Regions from separate parts of the Homo sapiens genome. Here region 2 is linked to region 1. The links are chromatin contacts, found by Hi-C or POLR2A ChIA-PET in ENCODE. All regions are on one chromosome and are shown on one strand. The core of a region is the stretch at or near the end of the contact, and the rest is flanking DNA. Distances in the headings are between cores, read along the strand shown.

The links. Hi-C counts contacts between places; a loop is a spot of excess contacts on that map. ChIA-PET counts read pairs that join two places held with the same protein, here RNA polymerase II (POLR2A). Pooled maps may share reads with other maps.
Region 2: a map of sciatic nerve shows a loop between it and region 1 (2.4-fold over the local background). The contact joins two enhancer-like sites. A Hi-C loop is called at or near these places in 6 of 168 maps with a recorded cell type or tissue (IMR-90, cardiac septum, dorsolateral prefrontal cortex and 2 more), 2 of 37 single-sample maps with no recorded cell type and 10 of 50 pooled maps. POLR2A ChIA-PET finds 5 or more read pairs at or near these places in 8 of 52 experiments (GM12878, K562, Panc1 and 5 more).

Annotation. Positions count from the first base shown.
Region 1 is chr2:85,908,720-85,915,611 of GRCh38, reverse strand. No RefSeq gene overlaps it. Among named protein-coding and RNA genes, the nearest start is that of ST3GAL5-AS1, 23 kb to the right of the region's middle. Within about 2 kb of position 3,056, at least 9 of the 41 ENCODE cell types and tissues checked have a DNase peak (open chromatin) inside an H3K27ac peak, as active enhancers do.
Region 2 is chr2:86,017,678-86,024,569 of GRCh38, reverse strand. POLR1A (RNA polymerase I subunit A) reads left to right here. Exons shown (of 34, transcript NM_015425.6): 34 at 1-4,354. Among named protein-coding and RNA genes, the nearest start is that of POLR1A, 85 kb to the left of the region's middle. RefSeq lists an enhancer at 1,395-1,454. Within about 2 kb of position 2,379, at least 8 of the 41 ENCODE cell types and tissues checked have a DNase peak (open chromatin) inside an H3K27ac peak, as active enhancers do.

The sequences.
Region 1 (6,892 bases), core at 1,807-4,306:
CCTTAAAGGAAATTTTCACAAAAGCTCACATTCTAAAATAGACCAAACAGGAGCTGCTATGGCAGAAGTAAGGCTGGGGGCCCAGAGCAGCTTGAGAATCGCTGAGTCCGGCCCCCGTGATACAGGTGAGGAAATGGAGGCCTGAAAATGAGAGTGACTTGTCCATGGTCTCATGGCCTTTTAGTGGCAGAGTCAGCTCCCAGGCCCAGCACCTGTACCCAAGGCAGTGCCCTCTCTGCTAGAGCATGGCTCTTGGCTCCTTCCAACTCAGCACCTCCCCACTCAGGACTCCTCCTCCAGCCTCATGAAGGTAAAACAGAAGGAGCCATTTCACTAAAAACCCTAGAAGACATTGGAGCACAAGCAGTTCATCCCCTTAGAATCCTCTAACAGAGTGATGCTGAGCAGGGAGAGCTGCTCCCTTCCTTGTTGCCACAGGTGGCTGTGCAGCAGGAATGCCATGTCACATGTGCTTCAAGAGGACATGAAGAATTATTGATGATGCCTGGGGGAGGTGCAGTGGCCTGAGGACGTGTGCTAGGATGGAAATAGCAATGATGTCTGTGTGGTCAAGGTTCCATCAGGAAGTAAACAGCATCTCAAACTGGGTGTCTCAGGAGCATGTAGTGAAGGACCGCTTGCAGGGATGTGGGCAAGGTTAAGGGGTGGTGAAGCATGACAGAGCTAGCAACAGCAGGAAGCCTTTACCTCTCCTGGATCTGAGGGGGGCAAGGGCAGGTGTGTTTAGAATATCGGCCACTTGATAAGAGTTGCAGCCTTTGTTATGGGAATACCAATTTGTTATGGGAATACCAATTCATTGCAGGGAGAGAGCAGGATATAAATACTCTGATCTCATTCTCCTCTAGCCCCTGCCTCCAGTGCCTTTCGTTGGCTGAACCTGACCAGAAGCTAGGGCAAAGTAGACTGGATGATGCAATTCATAAAGGTCAGCATTTCAGGACACCAAGCATGGCAGAGGAGGGTGGAGAGGAGGGTCTGGAGGGATACTATGGCTTAAATATGTTCTCCAAAGTTCATATGTTGGAAACTTAATCCCCAGTGAAACAGTGTTAAGAGGTGGGACCTTTGAGAGGTGAATAGGTCATGAGGGCTTCACCCACATGAATGGATTAATGCTATGATTGTGGGAGTGGGTTCATTATCGTGGAGTTGGGAGTGAGCTCCTAATGGAAAAATGAGTGTGGCCCCCTTTGGCTCTTGCTGTCTCTTGCGTGTGCTCTCTTACCCTTCCATGTTCCACCATGGGATGACACAGCAAGAAGGCCTTCACCAGATGCTGACTCCCTGATCTTGGACTTTCCAGCTTCCTGAATTGTGAGAAATAAATTTCTGTTCATTATAAATTATCCAGTCTGTGGTATTATGTTATAACAGCACAAAATTGACTAAAACAAGGGGCACACAGAATATAACCAATGCAGTATTATCCAGTAGAAGCAGCAGTGTCCATCCAGTAGGCCTCAGAAAGAGCTGGCTACACTTGTTCATGAGTACATATGAGTCACTCCCAGAAATTCTCATGGGGCACAGGAACTTTGTAGGGCTGATGTAGGGAAGAACTTGAGAAATAAGGTCATAACTATGACCTCATTTATACCTACTGAGGCATGGGGAAACTTAGTACACTTTATTACTAAAGCCTAGCTCCCCTGAGATTGGCAGTGGTGGGATAATGTCTGGGTTAAAGGGGCAAGTGAGGTCCCCAAAGGTTTTCTTTGTCCCTGGAGACATCTTCATCTCCAGCATTCTTGCTACCATGGCAGCCACAGGGAAGTGTGGCTTTCTCCTTGCCTTTGATATCTACAATATTGCAATGCAATTCTGACACTAGCTATCCATAGTGGACCAGACTCCACAAGTTAAGGACACAGTCCTCGGCTGGGCACAGTGGCTCACGCCCGTAATCCCAGCACTTTGGGAGGCCGAGGCAGGTGGATCACGAGGTCAGGAGATCAAGACCATCCTGGCTAACATGGTGAAACCCCGTCTCTACTAAAAATACAAAAAATTAGCCAGGTGTGGTGGCGGGTGCCTGTAGTCCCAGCTAATTAGGAGGCTGAGGCAGGAGAATGGTGTGAACCTGGGAGGCGGAGCTTGCAGTGAGCTGAGATCGTGCCACTGCACTCCAGCCTGGGCGGCAGAGCAAGACTCCATCTCAAAAAAAAAAAAAAAAAAAAGGACACAGTCCTCAACAAAACTGCCCTCACTTCAGATGTCAGTCACAGTATGGGGTCCCCAGGCCACTTGCAGTTTTAATCAACTGGCTATAAATTCAGGGGTTCCTACTATCCCCTCATGTTTGATAATTTGCTAGAATGACTCGCAGAACTCAGGAAAGCACTATACTTATGATTTCAGTTGTATTATAAAGTGTAAAAATCAGAACCAGTCAAATGAAAAGACTTATAGGGCGAGGTCTAGGAAGGTCCCAAACATGGAGCTTCTGTGTCCTCCCCACATGAAACCAGGGCACATCACCCTCCCAGCATATCGATGTATTCACCAGCCAGGAGGTTTGCCTGAGCCTTAGTATCTAGAGTTTTGTTTGTTTGTTTTTTGTTTTTCTTTTTTGAGACAAAGTATTGCTCTGTCGCCAAAGCTGGAATGCAGTGGTGTGATCTCAGCTCACTGCAACCTCTGCCTCCTGGGTTCAAGCGATTCTCCTGTCTCAGCCTCCCAAGTAGCTGGGATTACAGGCATGCACCACCATGCCCGGCTAATTTTTGTATTTTTAGTAGAGACAGGGTTTCACCATGTTGGCCAGGCTGGTCTCAAACTCCTGACCTCAGGTGATCCGCCCGCCTCAGCCTCCCAAAGTGCTGGGATTACAGGCATGAACCACCGTGCCCAGCCAGTATCTAGAGTTTTTATTGGGGTTTCATTACATAGGCATGATTGAGTGACTCGGCCACATGATCAAACTTGATCTCCAGCTTCCTACCCCTCTAGGCTCAAATTCCAACCCTCTAATCACATATGTAGTTGGTCTTTCCAGCCTGGCCAGCCTCCATGGGCCCGCCATTAGTCACCTTGTTAGCATAAACTCAGGAGTAATCCCAGGGGCTCACCACGGATAACAAATATTCTTCTACCACTCAGAAAATTCCAAGGGTTTAGAAACTCTGTCCCATGAATCCAAAAACAAAGACCAGACAAACTATGACACAACAATATCTGTAGCACGGCTGTCACAAGGCAGAAACACTTCAGGATCTGACTAAAGGCTGGCACTGAGAAGGCGGGGGTTTTCCTTGGTCCCAGCCTGCTATGTTCTTAGCGACTGATTGGAGTGTTGTGTAGAGGCTTCTGTGGCTACATCCAGGACCAGCTGGAGGGAGTAATATGGTTAACCAGTCATGACAGCCCTTGCTAAGAAGAGGATAAGAAGGGGAAAGCAGGAGTATGCATGTTGGATACTTGCTAATCCTGGGCTAAGGGATTTTTTTCTTTTTTCTCTTTTTTTAAAGAGAACAACCGCAGAGTAATGAAAATGATAATGCTGTTTGCAAACAAAAGTTTGCTCTCATGAAAAGAATAAAAACCTGGGACTCCAATTCACTATGCCTAAAGGAAAAAATTAAGCTGAAAGCTGACTCATTCAAGAAACTGCCTTTCCTTTTGTTCCTAAGCAGATAGCTACAGAAAAAAAAAGAGCATGGTGATGTATGCCCAGTTACTTGGGAGGCTGAGGTGTGAGGATCACTTCAGCCCACTGCAGTCCACTCTGGGCAACAGAGCAAGACCCTGTCTCAAAAAAAAGGCCGGGCACGGTGGCTCACGCCTGTAATCCCAGCACTTTGGGAGGCCGAGGTGGGTGGATCACGAGGTCAGGAGATCGAGACCATCCTGGCTAACACGGTGAAAACCCATTTCTACTAAAAATACAAAAAATTAGCTGGGCGTGGTGGTCGGCGCCTGTGGTCCCAGCTACTTGGGAGGCTGAGGCAGGAGAATGGTGTGAACCCAGGAGGTGAAGCTTGCAGTGAGCCGAGATGGTGCCACTGCACTCCAGCCTGGGCGACAGAGCGGGACTCTGTCTCAAAAAAAAGAAACAAAAAATCACATTTACCCCAAATGATTGTCTTAATGAATGTGGGCCTCTTCCAGGGACTATCATGTCAACCCACCCATGTAGAGAGCTGATATTCAGCTCATACGTACTGGTTATCAGACCAATTGTTAAATGATTTGAAACACTTTCAGATCGTTGGTAAATCATTGCTGCTCCCCTCTCCCAGAGTGCCCGCCTATCATTCTGGCTTTCCTGGCCCCTCCCCTGGGACCACGATGGCTATATATAGTCATTTGCAGAGTGCAGTGCAAAATGAAAATGCAGAGCTCTTGTTCAAAAATGATTAGGCTGGGCATGGTGGCATATGCCTATAGTCTCAGCTATTCCAAACACTGAGGCAGGAGGATTGCTTGAGCCCAAGAGTTCGAGGCTGTAGTGCACTATGATCACACAGAGCCACCGCACTTCAGCCTGGGCAACATAGTGAGACTACATTTAAAAATATATATATTAATGCCCATAAAGCCAGCCCTGCCCACGTCCCTCTCCAGACCTCTTCACAATCTAATCGAAGGCTAGCTTCATGGCCAACATCCTTCTGATTAATAGTAGTTGGCAGAACACTTCAGCTGTTCACCTCCATTACCCCTGCAAATGCAGGAGGAGCATGTAATGTGACCAAGAAATCAATGTTTTCAGACACTGACCTTTGGGGGTTGTTACTGCAGCATAACTCAGTGCATCCTACTAACAGTCACCAACGCCCTTTAAGTTCCTAAATATTTGATTATCATTTTGCCCACATGGTTTTGTCTTTGCATCACAAACAGGACAACTGAGAGTTGTTTTTTGGCAGGAACATGGTTTGACTGTTACTGGAAACTCTTTCTCAGGATTACACAAGGCAAAACAGGATTCCCAAACCCTATTTTTTTTTTTTTTTTTTTTTTTTTTGAGACAGAGTCTCTCTCGGTCGCCCAGGCTGGAGTGCAGTGGATTGATCTCCGCTCACTGCAACCTCCACCTCCTGGGTTCAAGAGATTCTCCTGCCTCAGCCTCCTGAGTAGCTGGGACTACAGGCGCATGCCACCACACCCGGCTAATTTTTTGTATTTTTAGTAGAGACTGGGCTTCACCGTGTTAGCCAGGATGGTCTCGATCTCCTGACCTCGTGATCTATCTGCCTCAGCCTCCCAAAATGCTGGGATTACAGGCGTGAGCAACCACGTCTGGCCTCCAAACCCTATTTTCAACCAGTGTCCTTTGCCAATACAATGCAGCAGATGCTTTCTACCAATATTCAGATAAAATAGTAAAATGTGTATTTATAAATGTTTTAATATGTCACAAGATTAAAAGACTTATGTCTTCATTGGATGCTTTTCTTTTTGTTTTATTTTATTTTTATTTATTTATTTATTTATTTTGAGATGGAATCTCGCTCTTATTGCCCAGGCTGGAGTACAGTGGCACAATCTCGGCTCACTGCAACCTCCACCTCCCAGGTTCAAGCAATTCTCCTGCCTCAGCCTCCCGAGTAGCTGGGATTAGAGACATGCACAGCTAATTTTTGTATTTTTAGTAGAGACAGGGTTTCACCATGTTGGCCAGTTTGGTCTCAAACTCCTGACCTCATGATCCACCCGCCTTGGCCTCCCAAAGTGCTGGGATTACAGACGTGAGCCACCGAGCCCGGCCGTTATTGTATTTTTATTATTTGAGATAGTCTCACTCTCTCACCCAGGCTGGAGTACAGTGGCATGATCTTGACCCACTGCAGCCTCTACCTCCCAGGCTTAAGCAATCCTCCCACCTCAGCCTCCAGAATAGCTGGGGCTACAGGCGTGCACCATCGTGCCCAGCTAATTTTGTTTATTTTTTATAGAGATGGGGTCTCACTGTGTTACCCAGGCTGGTCTCAAACTCCTGGGCTCTGGCGATCCTTGTGCCTGGGCCTGCCAAGGTGCTAGGATTACAAGTGCGAGCCACCGCCTGGCCTTGGATGCTTTTCTTAAGTGAGTGCCTACAACTCTCACTTCTGATCTGATGTGGCTGCCCGAGGAGGAGGAAGGGGAAGAAAGCAGTAGTTTTAGCATTTCTTGATTTGTGCAGCTGATCTCCTTCCTAGAGGAAAATTGGGTGAGCAGAGAAAAGAACAAAAGGCTGAGGAGGGTTGGCGTCCAAGGGGAGCTCCCAGCCCCTCTCCACCCCTCCCTCTCCTACTCTATCCCACAGAGGAAGGGAATGGAGTTGGGGTCTGAATCGTCAGTGTTGATTAAGGAGCAGGGAATGTAGGATTAAAAAAATAATGTAGTGAGGAGTTCCAGGCAAGGGAGGGTGGGGCAGGGGATTGTTAGGGCAGTGAAACTACTCTGTATGATACTACAGTGGTGGATCCATGTCATCATACATGTGTCAGAACCTATGGAATGTGCAATGCTAACAGTGAATGCTAATGTAAACCATGGACTTCAATTAACAATATCATTATATCAAGATTGGCTCATCAGTTGTAACTAATGTACTATACTATGTTAATAACGGGCAACTTGGTGGTGGTGAGGGAGTATGTGGGAGCTCTGTGTATTTTCTGCTCAATTTTTCTACAAACCTAACACTGATCCCAAAACCGAAGTCTATTAGTTTAAAAATAATAAAATAGACATATATTGGGTGTCTAGCTATAGATTTCAGTTTTATTATAACTGAAACAACATTCTTGCTTCTCACTGCCTGTTATGACTCTTTTTCCACCAGGCCTCTCCTAAGCAACAGGATGGAAAGATAAAGGTAATATTGACTGTGAGCTAAGAAGAAAGACCAAAAGAGGCCACTTGGCCTGCTGTGACTTTGGAC
Region 2 (6,892 bases), core at 1,130-3,629, 110 kb before region 1:
ACACTATCAGCATTCCCACAGATATTCCTGTGAGTCTTTGAAACATTTTCTATCCTGCATTGAGTAAGAATAAAACCGAGGAAGGGGTGAAGCACCTTGTCTCATCCCCAGTCTGGAACTTGAACCTTCTTTTCTCTTCACTTTGCCCTACCCCCAAATAATATGTACAAATGTCTGTATCCATTGAGCACTAACTCCCTATTCCTTCCACCTCCCCAGCCCCTGGCAACCACTGTTCTACGTTCTGTCTCTACGAATTTGACTTCTCTAGGTCCCTCATACAAGTGGAAAAGTACAGCATGTCTTTTTGTGACCGGCTTATTTCACTTAGCATAATGTCCTCAAGGTTCATCCATGCTGTAGCATGTGTCAGAATTGCCTTCTTGCTTGAGGCTGCTGATACCTCCTCATGTGTATATACCGTATTTTGTTTAATCACTCATCTGTTGGTGGACACTTGGGTTGCCTCCACCTCTTGGCTGTTGCAAATAACGCTGTGAACATGGATATACAGATATCTGAGGCCAGGCCAGGCGTTCACACCTGTAATCCCAATACGTTGGGAGGCCGAGGCGGGCAGATCATCTGAGGTCAGGATTCGAGACCACCCTGGCCAACATGGCAAAACCCCATCTCTACTAAAAATACAAAAATTAGCTGGGTGTGGTGGTGCGCGCCTATAATCCCAGCTACTCGGGAGGCTGAGGCAGGAGAATCTTGAACTCAGGAGGTGGAGGTTGCAGTGAGCCGAGATTGCGCCACTGCACTCCAGCCTGGGTGACAGAGTGAGATTCCGTCTCAAAAAAAAAAAAAAACAAAAACTCAGACCCTGCTTTCCTTTGAATATATACTAGAAGTGGAATTGCTGGATCATATGGTAATTCTTTAATTTTTCTGGGGGAACTGCTGTCCCATTTTCCACAGCAGCTACACCATTTTATGTTCCCACCAACGGTGTACAACAATTTCAATTTCTCCACATCCTTGTTCTTGTTAATAGTAGCCACCCTAATGTGTATGAGGTGCCATCTCGTGGTTTGGTGTGGGCTGTGTTTCAATCAGATGTTGGGACCCTTAAGTGTTCTGCACCTGGGGAGAGTTAGGAACCACTTAAGGAGTGTCTGTTGCTTGCCAATCTTAAAATTTTTAGTTTGCACCTGAATCAGGGGCTGTCAGAGTCCAGACTGCTCTTGAAATAGAAAAGACTGGTCGTTAAAGGCTGGTTCGTTGAGTCTTTCATCGTTGAGTGATACCACCTCTGCAGATGGCTCAGTGGGGCAGCCCCGTACCACAGCCTGCCCTTGAGGTTGTGTAGTTTAGATAGGTCACAGAGTTGCTGGGCCTACCGCAGGTCTCCTGACCCTGGTGCAGTTTTACTTCAATTACAACCACCAAAATAGCTACAGTCAAAAATTCCAAAGTTCCTACACCATCAACCTCCACCCCACTTCCGTCCAAAGTCCACTTAGAGGCTCTCAGTTTTGGACCTTAGAAACACTTAGGGAGCTTTTTAAAAAGATCGATTCTGTATTTTTAGTAGAGATGGGGTTTCACCCAGCTACTCAGGAGGCTGAGGCAGGAGAATCACTTGAACCGGGGAGTTGGAGGTTGCAGTGAGCCGAGATTATGTCACTCCAGCCTGGGCAACAGAGTGAGACTCCGTCTTAGGAAAAAAAAAAAGATTGATTCTGGCCGGGCACAGTGGCTCACGCTTACAGTCCCAGCACTTTAAGAGACTCAGGCAGGAGGATCACTTGAGCTTAGGAGTTTGAGACTAGCCTGGGCAACCCAGTGAGACCCCGTATCTACAAAAATTAGCCAGGTGTTGTGACATGTGCCTGTGGTCCCAGCTACTCAAGAGGCTGAGGTGAGAGGAGCAAGTGAGCCCAGGAGTTCAAGGCTGCAATGAGCTGTGATCGCACCACTGCACTCCAGCTCGGGTGACAAGAGTGAGACCCCGTCTGAAAAAAAGATTGATCCCAAGGCCTTGCCCAGATTCTGATTTTATTGGCCTGGAGTGTGGCCTAGGCATTAGAAAATCTTCAAGAGAGTCTAAGGTGCAGCGGAATTGAGAGCCACGGACAGAAAAAGCCCTAAATTGTGGAAATGCACAGCCACCGTCACCACCTATCGGTACGATGACATCTCAAGGAGTCACTGGCCCTAGGTTTCTGCAGTAGGATCTTAAGATCTGATCTCTGCCCTCAAGTGAGTGCACGTGCAGTAAAGCTGTCATCGTGCCATGACAGATGTCTGCAAGGACTTTACAGTGGGGTCCAAAGGATGCCACCATCAGCTCCACCTGGGGCTCAACAAAGCCTGAAAGAAGAAAGGGATGATGCTTCCAGCAGAAACCTGGAGGCCTGCAGCTCTGCCAGCCCAGCACAGCAAGCGAGGCCATTTGTCCAGCAGGGGCAGAAGGAGGGAACTCAGCCAGCCAGCGTTTCCTACAAGCAGCTCCATGAGAGGTTTCCACTTAAAATGCTAAATCATAATTATTTAATCAGATTCGTTCCTTAAGTTCTTTAAGCAGCATCGCTGTCCTACCACGAGTGGTCATCAAGGAGCAGGGTTTAACTCAACTCTGAGTTACCCGGCAGGGTACCTGGGTAACTGCCTGGGTTGAGGTACCCAGCAGGCTTCATGTGCATGTGCACACTGCCCCCTGATAGGACCTGGTTTATTCACAGGCTCAGGTGTCACTGCAGCTCCCCAGTGACTATCTTCGCGCAAGTTGGACTCAATGGCCTGGGAGGTTTGTCCCAGCCGACAGATACCTGACCATGCCCATCCTCACCATTCCCTCCCCCATGCTGCATCCATCCAACCTTGATCTCCACTGTGTCCCAGGCACCCTAAGATGCACAAGCTATGTGGGCCCTGCCCTCACAGAACTTGTAGTCTTCTGCCCCAAACAAGCCAGTTCACCGTCTTCATGATCAGGCCAAAGGTTGAGGTACCCAGCAGGCTTCATATGCACATGCACACTGTCCCCTATAGGACCATGCCTTGCCCAGCTGGCTGCACTCTAGAGGGTGCTTTGTAGGAAGGACAGAGTGGAGAGGACAGTGGGGAGGTACTTGGGTGTTCAACAGCCAGAAGGGAGGGAAACTGAAAAAGAATCAGGAGTCCAGCCATCCCCTCCCCACCTCCTGCCCCCACTTCCACCCTGGCTGCTGGCCCTTTGCCCTTGAATATGGGTGATATAGGTGTGGCTATTCAGTTCCAGTCACAGTGCTGCCTCTATGTCTTTTGCAAGCTGGGGTCTTCCTTACTCAGAAGGCCTGGAGGCCCTGCCAGATGCTGCCTTCCGGACTGGCTGCCCGCTGCAGTGTTTTCACGGGAGCCAAGCCAGCCCCGGGCCTGTAGCCTCCCATGTGACAAAGTTTCAGACACCACAGTCCTCAGCTGGACCACAGTAAACACTTGCCTTCCCCAACCCATGATTCTTGCTTGGAAACATGAACCTGATGTTCCACGTGCGTTCAGCCAATCAAACCTCAAGAATGTGATTGAGCAGTGAGGCTGCGTTTTGGGCAAGACACTGAGCTCTGAAATAAGACTTTTCTTGGAATCTCAAGCCCTCAACTTACAGTGGGACCCTAAGAAATGCACTTCAGTTTCCTTTTATGTAAAATGGTGGTAAAATTAATTGTGTTCATTAAATTGCACACAACTATACATGTTTACCTATACACTAAGTGGTTCTCAACTTGGGGCAATTTGCCCCCCAGGGGACATTCAGCAGTGTCTGCGGACATTTTTTGTTGCTACTGGAGGGAGGTGCTACTGGCATCTAGGGAGTGGAGGCTAGAGATGCTGCTAAACTACAGTCCACAGGACAGTCTCCACAGCAAAGAATTGTCCAGCCCCAAATATCAATAATGCCGAGGTTGAGGAAACCCTGCCACATACACATAGATGCGGGTTAACATTGTTTATTTTACAAAGTGGAATCATTTACATTTTAGCCATTCTGATAGATGAAGCAGTGGCATCTTTTTTTTTTTTTTTTTTTTTTTGAGACGGGGTCTCACTCTGTTGCCCAGGCTGGAGTGCAGGGTTGCAATCACGGCTCACAGCAGCCTCGAAGTCCCAGGACCAAGCAACCCTCCCACCGCAGCCTTCCAAGTAACTGGGACTACAGGCACACAACACCATGCCCAGCTAATTTTTTAATTTTTTTGTAGAGACGGGGTTTCACCATGTTGCCCAGGCTCAAACTCCTGAGCTCACACGATCTGCTGCCTTCACCTTCCAAAGTGCTGGGATTACAGGTGTAAGCCACTATGCCCAGCCTCATTTGTACTTCAGTTTGCAATTCTCTATTAATAAATCTAAGCATCTTTTCACATGTTTATTGGTTATTCTGATTTGCACTTCTGAGAACTGCCTATTTGTATCCTTTGCCCATTTTTCTATTGGGTTATTGGTATTGCTTTTGTCAATTTTAAAGAATTGTATTTACTATAGATATAGATAACCTTTTGTCACTGTGCTAAACATTTTTCTCCCAAGCCAGGTAAAGAATTCAGCACAGTCCCTGCATTGTGTAAAACCTTGAGTAAAGATGTTAGCTCTTGGCCACCCAGGCCAGTGGCCGCCTTTAGACTTTGGCTAGGGCTTCTGGAGCAGTTTTTTTTGTTTGTTTTGTTTTTGTTTTGTTTTGTTTTGTTTTTTGAGATGGAATCTCTCTCTGTCGCCTAGGCTGGAGTGCAGTGACACAATCTCGGCTCACTGCAACCTTTTCTAAGGTACATAGATTGATTGAAAAAGCACAGCTGGGCATGGTGGCTCATGCCTATAATCTCAGCACTTTGGGAGGCCGAGGCAGGAGAATCACTTGAGGCCAGGAGTTTGAGACCAGCCTGGCCAATATGGCAAAACCCTGTCTCTACTAAAAATACAAAAAATTAGCCAGGCATGGTGGCACACGCCTGTGGTCCCAGCTACTTGGGAAGCTGAGGCACGAGAATCACTTGAACCTGGGAGGTGGAGGTTGCAGTGAGCCAAAATTGTGCCATTGCACTCCAGCCCGGGTGACAGAGCCAGACTCTGTCTCAAAAATAAAATTTTTTAAAAAGGCAAATTACCTATTGTGATGGATAAGAAGACTACACTTACAGCAGCATGTCCAGTTGTGCTGGAGGGGACTGTGGTAAGAGCAGAAAATTACCAGAAATCAGGAGCAACATGAAGCAGCCCTGCCGTCATTCGTGGCTTCTGCTTGGCTCGCTTACAAATGCAGGGGCTCACTTTGACCTGGAGCTCACCAGGTGCAGGCTGGCCCCAGTCTTTTATACCTGTTCATCCATCCACTCCTCACAACCACCCAGTGAGGGAGTATGGTGACTCTCCTCGTCTTACAGTAACTCACCCAAAGACATAGTCATCAAGTCGTGGAACAGGAATTTGAAGCCAAGCAGGTGTCTCCAGAGTCTGGGTCCTTAATCTCCTCTCTGTGTCCACCCCCTTTGCTTGGACAGACCCTGAGGATTGGACTTTGTTAAAGGCTGCCCTGCATGTGGTATGGCAGGTAGATGTGAGGGCACCAAATGCCTCTCCAGGCCCCAGAACACCTCTTCTAAGGTATGTCTCTAGGAGGTACAGACGAGACTACTAGGGGGTGGGGTCTGCAGTTTATCTAGTTGGGGAGCTGGCAGCTCACAAGAGATGAAATTAGAGCAAATGAATAACAAGCAGTCACCTTAAGGAACTGAGACTCCCAAGTGATGGCCCAAATCAAAGCACAAGTCAATATTGAAGAGTTTGAGGAAATAGTGGTGGGTTAACCCAAAGGGATCTTCCAGCCTTGGGGCTTTCCTGCGGAGAGGACCTGGCTATGGACTGTACCAGTTACAAAGAACCTCTTTGTGATATCATCTCATCAAATCCCCACAGCCCGGCGACACATGTCCTGTTGGCCCCATTTCACAGTTGAAGAAATGGATCTAGTGGTGAAGGGGAGGCCAGGTCTGCTGCCCCTCTTGGAGATGTGCCTTTGCGTGGGGCACCTCTGGCATCGTCCTCGGGTTCTGACTGGTGTAGGGTGACATCTCCTAGGTCGTGCTGATCAAAGTGGCTAGTTCTCTCCTTTGAAAATAGGAGGCCCCTGAGGAATGAAAGCCAGGTCGGTGAGGGAGGGAATGGAAGGCTACAGAAGCCTGGAGGGTGGATCCATGGGAAGGTAGCCTGCGGGGCTCAGCATGGGGGGCAGAGTATTGAAAAGGGGAAATGGAACAACTTGAGCCAAGGCCATTCCACTGCCCATAGGATGTCTGTCCTGCTCACTGTACTTCTCATCCACCTTCCATCGTGGCCTCTGAAGGCCTGGCCTGGGCGGGCACAGCCCTGTCGCAGGTGCTCTTCCACAAACCGGCTCCTCACCCAGCGTCCTGCCGCCTGGGGACCACCCAACCCCAGGGACAGGGCTGCCCGGGCTCTGCCTGGGCTCTCACAGGACCTGGCAAGCTGCCCTGGCCCCTGGCCTGGGACACGGTGTTTCCCTTCCACCTGCAGGCTGACTCATTGGGATTCCTCCGCGTCCGGTCACAGCAGGCTGGGTCCCTGGGCAGCCGGCGACCATCTGGCCAGCCCAGCTCTAGACTCTCTGTTATAGGCCAAGACTCTGTCTTTTTTTTTTCTCTGTAGTCCCAATTTTAATGCTCAATTAAATATTGGACAAAGAAGGAAGGAAAGGGAAAAAAGAGAAGGAGGAGGGAATCCATGTGTCCACGGTCCTCAAAAATGAACATCTTTTTCTCCTTCATTTTCTAGAGCAGTGGTTCTCACAGTGAAGTCCCCAGGTAAGCAGCAACGGCAGCCCCTAAGAATGTGTTAGAATGCAGGCCAGGTGCGGGGGCTCACACCTATAATCCCAGCACTTTGGGAG